Regions from separate parts of the Homo sapiens genome. Here regions 2 and 3 are each linked to region 1. Evidence: chromatin contacts called from ENCODE Hi-C or POLR2A ChIA-PET data. All regions are on one chromosome and are shown on one strand. Each heading gives the region's core, a stretch centred on a gene start or an enhancer-like site at or near the end of the contact. The rest is flanking DNA. Distances are from core to core; before and after follow the strand shown.

Region 1 (2,523 bases), core at 24-2,523:
ACCAGCTTATATTCCGTCATCGCTCCTCAGGGGCCTGCGGCCCGGGGTCCTCCTACAGGGTCTCCTGCCCCACCTGCCAAGGAGGGCCCTGCTCAGCCAGGCCCAGGCCCAGCCCCAGGCCCCACAGGGCAGCTGCTGGCAGGGCCATCTGAAGGGCAAACCCACAGCGGTCCCTGGGCCCCAACGCCAGGCAGCAAGGACTGCAGCGTGCCTACCTGTGCAGCTGCAACCCAGCGTGCGGGAGGGCTGTCGCCTCGCCCCCACTTGCTCTTAATGACCCAGTGATGGGAAAAGGGACCCAGCCCTCAAAGGCAGGGCTGACAGCTGAGCGCTCTCAACCACGCACCCAAATTAGAAGCTGCTGGGTCGGCAGAAAGGCTAAAGGGAGGCGCCCGAGGGCTGAGGTTACCGTCCTCCAGAACAGGTCTGGCCACGGCGGAGCGCGCCACGGCGTGCCCGGGCAGGCTAGTGCCAGCCTGCAGGCCCCGCGGCGCTGGTGCCTCCGACAAGTATTTGCTGAGCGCCTACTGCGTACTAGGCGCCGCCGAGGGGAGGGCAGACCCGGGCAGCGCCCCGCACCCCCGGCGGGGAACCGGGGGCATCTTTCAGCCACAGAAAGCTGGAGAAGACAGAGGAGCTCCTGGGAAGCAGGGACTGAGCGACAGGAAGGGGCCGAGAAGCGGCGCGGGAGACCCGGAGAGGGAAAAGGCACTGGGGCTGAGGCCCCCGGCCTGGTCCGCGACCTGTGATGCTGAATCGGGGGTGCCCGGGCGTGCCGTGGCCGCGGCCGCCTCCTCCCAGACGCCCCCGGGTGTGAGGGCGCCGGGCCCGAGGCTCCCGGGTACGCCGGCGTGGGGACCGTGCCCAGCGCGAGGCCACGGGTGGGGCCCGGATTCCCGCAGGCCCCAGGGAGGAAGGGGCCCCCGCCCGCCGCAGCCCCCGACGCCCGCTCACCTGTGCCCGCGGGCCCCGCCCGGCCCCACCCACCCGCCGCCGCCGCCGCCGCCGCCGCTTACGCCCGCCGGCCCCGCGCCCCCGGCCCGCGCCGCGCGTATTGCTGCCGCCTGGGGGCGAGGAGGGCGCGCGGCCCGGCCGATCCCTGCCCGCACTCACCGTTCACAGGCGCGACTGCCCCCGGGGCCAGGGCCGGGGCCGAGGCCGGGGCGGGGCGGGGGCGGGGGCGCGCGGTTCGCCCCGCGCATGGGCTCCGTCCGCGGCGGGTGCGGCTCGGGTTGCGGGCGCAGGGCACGGGCGGCGGAGACTCGGGCGGGCCTGCGCACGCCCCGCCCCGCGCCCGTCCGTCTGCCAGGCGCGGCCTACCATTGGCTGCGCGCCATCGGGCCCCGCCCCACCCCGGTTGGCTGAGCGGCCCGTCTGTCAGGAGCCGCGGTCGGGCGGGGCTTCCGGGAGCAACGCGGGAGGCGGAGCCAGTAGGGCCGCGGCCTCTCGGGGTTGGGCTTGGCTGGAGACCGGAGCCGAGCTCGGGGTTGCTCGAGGAAGGCCAGGGAGCCGGTGTCTGGGGGCCCGGGGCGGCATCTCCGAGCAGGGCCCCGGGCTCTCCCGGGAACAGGCCGGCGAGAGAACCCGACTCAGCGGTGCCGGTGCACCAGAGGCCCTCCCTGCGCCGGCAGCGCGGCGCCGCCCACCGCGGAGGTCCCGGGGCTACGGGCTGGGGAAAGGCTGGGATCCGCCGGGACCAAGGCGGGATGCTCGGAGCTGGGGGCCCCCGGGTGGCCGCGGGGTCCGGTTGCCCGGCTGCCCTTCCGCGCAGGTGGAGCGGCCGCGCACCCCACCTACCACCACGCACCCCAGCTCCCCTACTCCCACCGCAACCCACCCCGAGGACGCTTGCAGCCCCGGTGGGGTTCCGGGCGGCGGGCGCAGCCGTGTGCCCTGGGGCCAGGCGTGAGAACGCCCCCTCCACCACTCTCCTCTTTCTCGGGCCTGCGTGGCAGGCGACCCTGCCCGCCCAGTCCCCCCAAACTTGAGGTTCCAACGCTGCAGAAGCTCAGCGTGGTCCAGTTAAACCGTACCCACAAGTTGCCACAGGGGAGCGAAGTGCCCAGGGCTCACCCCAAGCACATAGACGCACATCCTAGCTCTTTCAAACCCAAAAAGACATGTTTTTAACATTTTTTAAAATTGCAAAGGAATCAGAAATACATCCTCATTAAAAAACAAAAAGGGCCGGGCGCGGTGGCTCACGCCTATAATCCCAGCACTTCGGGAGGCCTAAGCGGGTGGATTACTTGAGGTCAGGAGTTCAAGACCAGCCTGGCCAACATGATGAAACCCTGTCTCTACTAAAAACACAAAAAATTAGTCGGCTGCAGTGGCGCGCGCCTGTAGTCCCAGCTACTCGGGAGGCTGAGGCAGGAGAATCGCTGGAACCCGGGAGGCGGATGTTGCGGTGAGCCGAAATCGCGCCACTGCACTGGGCAACAGAGCGCTACTTCGTCTCAAAACAAAAAAGGCGTTTTACAGTCAGGCAAACCCTGCCTCTGCCCAGTCCAGCGCCCGCCT
Region 2 (2,500 bases), core at 1-2,500, 230 kb before region 1:
AAAATTTATCTTATAGAGCCAAAGTCATCGTTACTCAAACACATCACTCTGCAGTTACACGGCTGCACGCTACCGTCATGTAAACTCTGGAATACTGACGTGGACCTGACCACCCGCTGAGGTGAAAGGCTACAGCAGGGTGAGCAGCTGCCCATCTCTGTAAATTCCACCCTCAGCGATGTCCTCTGCGGAGTCTGGCCTGGTGGGAGAATAAGCCCAGGAAAATGGGCCCATGTAGCACATCAGGAATTAAACAGGGCGCAGGTCGCGGTGCACATAGGCCTGCAGGCCACGTTCCTGCCCCTGTGACCCGCACTGTCCCCTCTGACAAGCTCAAGTGCACAGCATCAGCTCTGTTTGCTGCAATAGCCTCTGCCAAGGAAGGTCCAGGAAGAAGCCCAGAGGCCACACAAGGTGTTTCCACAGGGAGGCTGTAACCTCAGGAGCTGCTCAGAGGCAGCACCGGTTCATGGGAAAAACAGGCGGCAACTACAGGAAGCAGCTGGCACCCGTGTGAGGACCCAGGGAAGAGGCAGAGATGATCAGAACCTGGAAATCTGGAGGGTGCCCCAGGGACCAGCCAGCCAGAGCTCTGGGCAGCGTGGGTGCTGCTGGGCTGTGTGGAGCGGGTCTGGGAGCCGTCACCCAGGTGGGCCTCCAGGGGAAAGGGCCATGGCTTCTAACTCCACCGTCCAGGTCTCTGCTATTGGCATCCCACAGCCCCCTCTTCTGTCAGTGCTCCCAGAGTCCCCTTTCCTGGGCCTGGAGGGCTCCTTTGGGGCAGGCAACATTGGCCGCCAACCCTCTGACCTGCACCAGGAGACACGGGGACCTTTAACCCCCAAACCCGCATGGAGCAGGACTGCAACCCCAGCAAAGGACAAGGGATGTCAGCAGATGAGGCCTGTGACAAGTGAGATGAGGGCTTTTTTTTTTTTTTGAGACGGAGTCTGGCTCTGTTGCCCAGGCTGGAGTGCAGTGGCACAACCTTGGCTCACTGCAAGCTCCGCCTCCCCGGTTCACGCCATTCTCCTACCTCAGCCTCCCAAGTAGCTGGGACTACAGGTGCCCGCCATCACACCCGGCTAATTTTTTTTTGTATATTTAGTAGAGACGGGGTTTCACCGTGTTAGCCAGGATGGTCTCGATCTCCTGACCTCATGATCCTCCCACCTCAGCCTCCCAAAGTGCTGGGATTACAGGCGTGAGCCACGGCGCCCGGCAGAGGTGAGGGCTTTGGGGAAACGGTTGTGGGGCCTGGAGTGTGGAGGCGTCAGCGCAGGCCTGGCAGGAGCCCTGAACCGGGACAGTGAGGTCCTGCAGCTGCTGGCCTGGGGTGTGGAGACTCCCAACACAGGGGAAGTCTCCAGGACCCCACACCACTAACAAGATGAGACTTGTGCTCCTTTGGGCTCTAGAGAGGAAGCCCCTCTTAGCCCTCAGCCCCTCTTTCCTCCCTCTCCTAAAGTAATTTGATCCTCAGGAATTTGTTCTGCCCTTATCTGGCCCTGGCCAGCTCTGCATTTGACAAATGCCAGGAAGAGGAAACTGTTGAGAAAACGGAACTACTGGGGAAAGGGAGGGCTCACTGAGAACCATCCCGGTAACCCGATCACCGCTGGTCACCATGAACCACATTGTGCAAACCTTCTCTCCTGTCAACAGCGGCCAGCCTCCCAACTACGAGATGCTCAAGGAGGAGCAGGAAGTGGCTATGCTGGGGGTGCCCCACAACCCTGCTCCCCCGATGTCCACCGTGATCCACATCCGCAGCGAGACCTCCGTGCCTGACCATGTGGTCTGGTCCCTGTTCAACACCCTCTTCATGAACACCTGCTGCCTGGGCTTCATAGCATTCGCGTACTCCGTGAAGGTGCGTATGGCCCTGGCGGAAATCCAGGGGGTGCCGGTGAGCCTGGGGCTCCACCTGCCCACATGCTGCCTGGGGTGGGGACTTGTGTGTCCCTGTGACTGTGAGTTTGTGTGCACGTCTGTCCTGTGTGTGCCCACGTCAGTGGCTTTGTCTGTGTGATCTGTGTGTGTGTGTGGCTTGGGGAATCTGCCCAGTGCAGGTCTAGGAGGAGGCTCCAGGAGGCTGGCTGGCTGGCTCAGAGTCTGTCCCCGGCTATCCACTAGCCCAGAGCAGTTCTCCCTATAGCCCAGTAAGAAATTACACCTTCACCTTCCAGACTGGCACCCAGGCTCTCCCAGAAAGTGAGAAGGGAACTCACAGGTGACTTCACCCCATGGTGGGGAGAACAGCCTGTGCTGGGGCCAAGGCAGAAGGAGGATGAGCCCCGAGGCTCCTGGAGAGTCTGAGCCGGGTGAGGAAGGGGAGGAGGTGGTCCCTGATCTCAGGGCAGGGAGGAGACAGTGAGGAGCTGGAGCCATAGCACGCGGCTCTCAGCTGGGGGATCCTGGTCCCCTCACCATCTCCTCTCCCCCAGTCTAGGGACAGGAAGATGGTTGGCGACGTGACCGGGGCCCAGGCCTATGCCTC
Region 3 (2,523 bases), core at 7-2,506, 210 kb before region 1:
CTGTGGAGTAGCGTCCGGACGCTGGGGTACCGTGGGAAGGGTGGTTCCCGGTCTCTTACGTGGCCGTCTGTGGAGTAGCGTCCGGACGCTGGGGTACCGTGGGAAGGGTGGTTCCTGGTCTCTTACGTGGCCGTCTGTGGAGTAACGTCCGGATGCTGGGGTACTGTCTCTGGCAGGGCTGTTTTCTCAGGCACCTTCTCCCACCTGGACTCAAGGGTTCTGCTTTCTTAGAAGTTTCTGTTTCCTGCTGTTTGGAAATTCGTGAATTGTGTGAGGTCTGAGGAGGGGGGTAACACATTTCTGAACGTGAAGTTATACATTGAGGGTGGGTAGAAGCACTGTGGGCTAAGGAGGCTTCTCTGCAGGACCCCATCAGGACGGTGTCAGGGCGTGTGGAAACACTGTAGGCTAAGTAAGCAGGCTTCTCTGCAGGACCCCATCAGGACGGTGTCAGGGCGTGTGGAAAAACTGTAGGCTAAGTAAGGAGGCTTCTCTGCAGGACCCCATCAGGACGGTGTCAGGGCGGGTAGAAGCACTGTGGGCTAAGTAAGGAGTCTTCTCTGCAGGAGCCGCATCAGGACAGCGTCAGGTGACTCCAACCTCCTCTTGTAGGGGTGCCAGAGGCCCCTGTGCGCTTTACCAGGCCTGGGAGTCTCCTCTCCTCACCCCAGCTGCTGCAGGACCTCACTGTCTTGGTACAGGTCCCTGCCAGGCCCCAATGGGGCTTCCACACTCCAGGCCCCACAGGGAGCCCCTCAAGCCTTCGCCTCTCTCGTCACAGGCCTCCTCTGCTGAAATCTTCCCTTTTCTGGGGCTGCGGTCCTGCTCTATGTGGGTTCAGAGGCCTAAGCCTCCCCGTGTCTCCTGGTGCAGGTCAGAGACCCAGTGGCCACTGCTCCTGCCCCACAGCAGCCCTCCAGGCCCAGGACCGGGGACGACAGGGAGCACTGACTGAAGAGGAGGCTGTCTTTGGACACGGGGAGGATTCCAGGGCCTGTGGGGGCAGCTTCGGTGCTCAGGGCTCACACGTGTGACCCCCTCCTTCCGCTTTCCGGGGCCCCTTTGTTTTATAAAATGCCACAGAGGTCGAGGGGACATGAGGGTCAGGGGGGAGGGGGGTTCCTGGACTCGGGGCCACACCCAGTAGGGCTTGGGCAGGGCTCTAGGGCCCCACTGGCCAAAAGCTTCCTGAGATTACAGCAGTTTCCTCTTCCTGCCTCAGTGCCCCACGGACAGGGGGTGCGATCTGAGCAGAATGAGGTGACGTCACTGGGTCAGCGGCTCCTGTGGCATCTGGCCAAGGACAATGTGCTGAGAAGTTTCCCCTGAAAAAATCAGAAACAAAACTCACCTCAGGAGAGGCCCCTGCACCCTCCAAGAGGAAGTGGGAGTCACGTGAGGCTCGTCTTGATTGGGGTTCCTGGAGAGGAGGCCCCCTCTCCCCAGGTGGGGGCTCCTGTTTCCCCTGCTCTGCTCTGAGGTCCCCAGGGTCCAGTCCCCTCCCCACCCTATCCTGGAGCTTGTCAAGGCCACCAGAGACCTGCTCCCTGTGCCGTCTCAGACTGGACTCTGGGGTCTCCGGTGCCTCCTCTGATTCTGCACCTCGGTGCAGCCTCTGGCCTGGCTGCGCTCTGAGGAGCTCCCTGTGGCCACCGAGCCCTTGGAACGTGGCCAGTTCCATTCTCAAACTGCTGTGAGTGCAAAGCTCATGCTGGATTTTGAAGATTTGGTGAGAAAAAAAATTTCTTTGTAAAATGTCAGTATTTCATCAATAGTATATTTTGTTGATGATATGTTGAGAAACTATTTTGGATATGTTTGTTTAAGTAGATTGCTGGCCAGGCATGGTGGCTCACTCCTGTAATCCCAGCACTGGGAGGCCAAGGCAAGAGGATCGCTTGAGGCCGGGTGGTTGAGGCTGCCGTGAGCTGTAATGGTGCCACTGCCCTCCAGCATGGATGACAGAGACCCCACCTCTAAAAACAATTAATTAATTAAAATTAAATCAGTAAAAAATTTTTTTAATTAAAATTTTAAAAAATAGATTATTAAAACAAATATCACCCATTTACTTTTGCTTTTTTAGAAACATTGGTACTGGAAGATTTAGCATTGGGTGTGCAGGGCCCACCCTCTTCGCTCATGTCACTGGCCCCTTCCACTGGCGGCATTGCAGGGGGAGCCGCCGTGCATCCAGAAGTGAGGGTCCTGGCCTGGAGATCTGCTCCCGCAAGTCCCCCAGGACTCCGGCTTCCTCTCAGGGGTTCACTTCTTTCTTGAATTAGAGCTGGGTCTCCTGGCCACAAAGGAGCTGTATCTTTGAGGCTTGGAGCCTTCCCCAAATATGCCTCGTATGGCACGGGGCAGGCCTCTGGGCAGTGGGCAGCGGGGGCTCGCTGCTGCCAGTCCCTGACCCCCGCCTTGGTGTGAGTGCTTCAAGTGGCTTCCCCACTGCCGTTCAAACACGATAACTTCAGAAGGTGGCATTTGTACCTGACATCTTGGGAATCTTAAGACTTTTTC

What was found. Hi-C counts contacts between places; a loop is a spot of excess contacts on that map. ChIA-PET counts read pairs that join two places held with the same protein, here RNA polymerase II (POLR2A). Pooled maps may share reads with other maps.
Region 2: a loop to region 1 is called in a map of tibial artery, with 2.3 times the contacts of the local background. The contact joins the promoter of IFITM2 here to the promoter of HRAS in region 1. A Hi-C loop is called at or near these places in 1 of 168 maps with a recorded cell type or tissue (tibial artery) and 6 of 50 pooled maps. POLR2A ChIA-PET finds 5 or more read pairs at or near these places in 6 of 52 experiments (HepG2, Panc1, activated CD4-positive, alpha-beta memory T cell and 2 more).
Region 3: a pooled map shows a loop between it and region 1 (4-fold over the local background). The contact joins the enhancer-like site here to the promoter of HRAS in region 1. A Hi-C loop is called at or near these places in 3 of 50 pooled maps. POLR2A ChIA-PET finds 5 or more read pairs at or near these places in 5 of 52 experiments (H1, Panc1, activated CD4-positive, alpha-beta memory T cell and 2 more).

The regions. Positions count from the first base shown.
Region 1 is chr11:534,303-536,825 of GRCh38, forward strand. It overlaps HRAS (HRas proto-oncogene, GTPase), which reads right to left and starts at 1,274. Exons shown (of 6, transcript NM_005343.4): 1 at 1,114-1,274; 2 at 1-73. The coding sequence starts at 20. It also overlaps a transcript of LRRC56 not described here. RefSeq lists enhancers at 1-347, 348-1,204, 1,226-1,933 and a silencer at 211-370.
Region 2 is chr11:306,566-309,065 of GRCh38, forward strand. IFITM2 (interferon induced transmembrane protein 2) reads left to right here and starts at 1,251. Exons shown (of 2, transcript NM_006435.3): 1 at 1,251-1,873; 2 at 2,448-2,500. The coding sequence starts at 1,628. RefSeq lists enhancers at 1,492-1,911, 2,292-2,411, 2,432-2,500.
Region 3 is chr11:325,900-328,422 of GRCh38, forward strand. It overlaps IFITM3-AS1 (IFITM3 antisense RNA 1), which reads left to right. Exons shown (of 5, transcript XR_007062540.1): 2 at 1-1,729. Among named protein-coding and RNA genes, the nearest start is that of IFITM3, 6.3 kb to the left of the region's middle. RefSeq lists enhancers at 598-737, 1,158-1,527, 1,588-1,637. Within about 2 kb of position 1,257, at least 33 of the 41 ENCODE cell types and tissues checked have a DNase peak (open chromatin) inside an H3K27ac peak, as active enhancers do.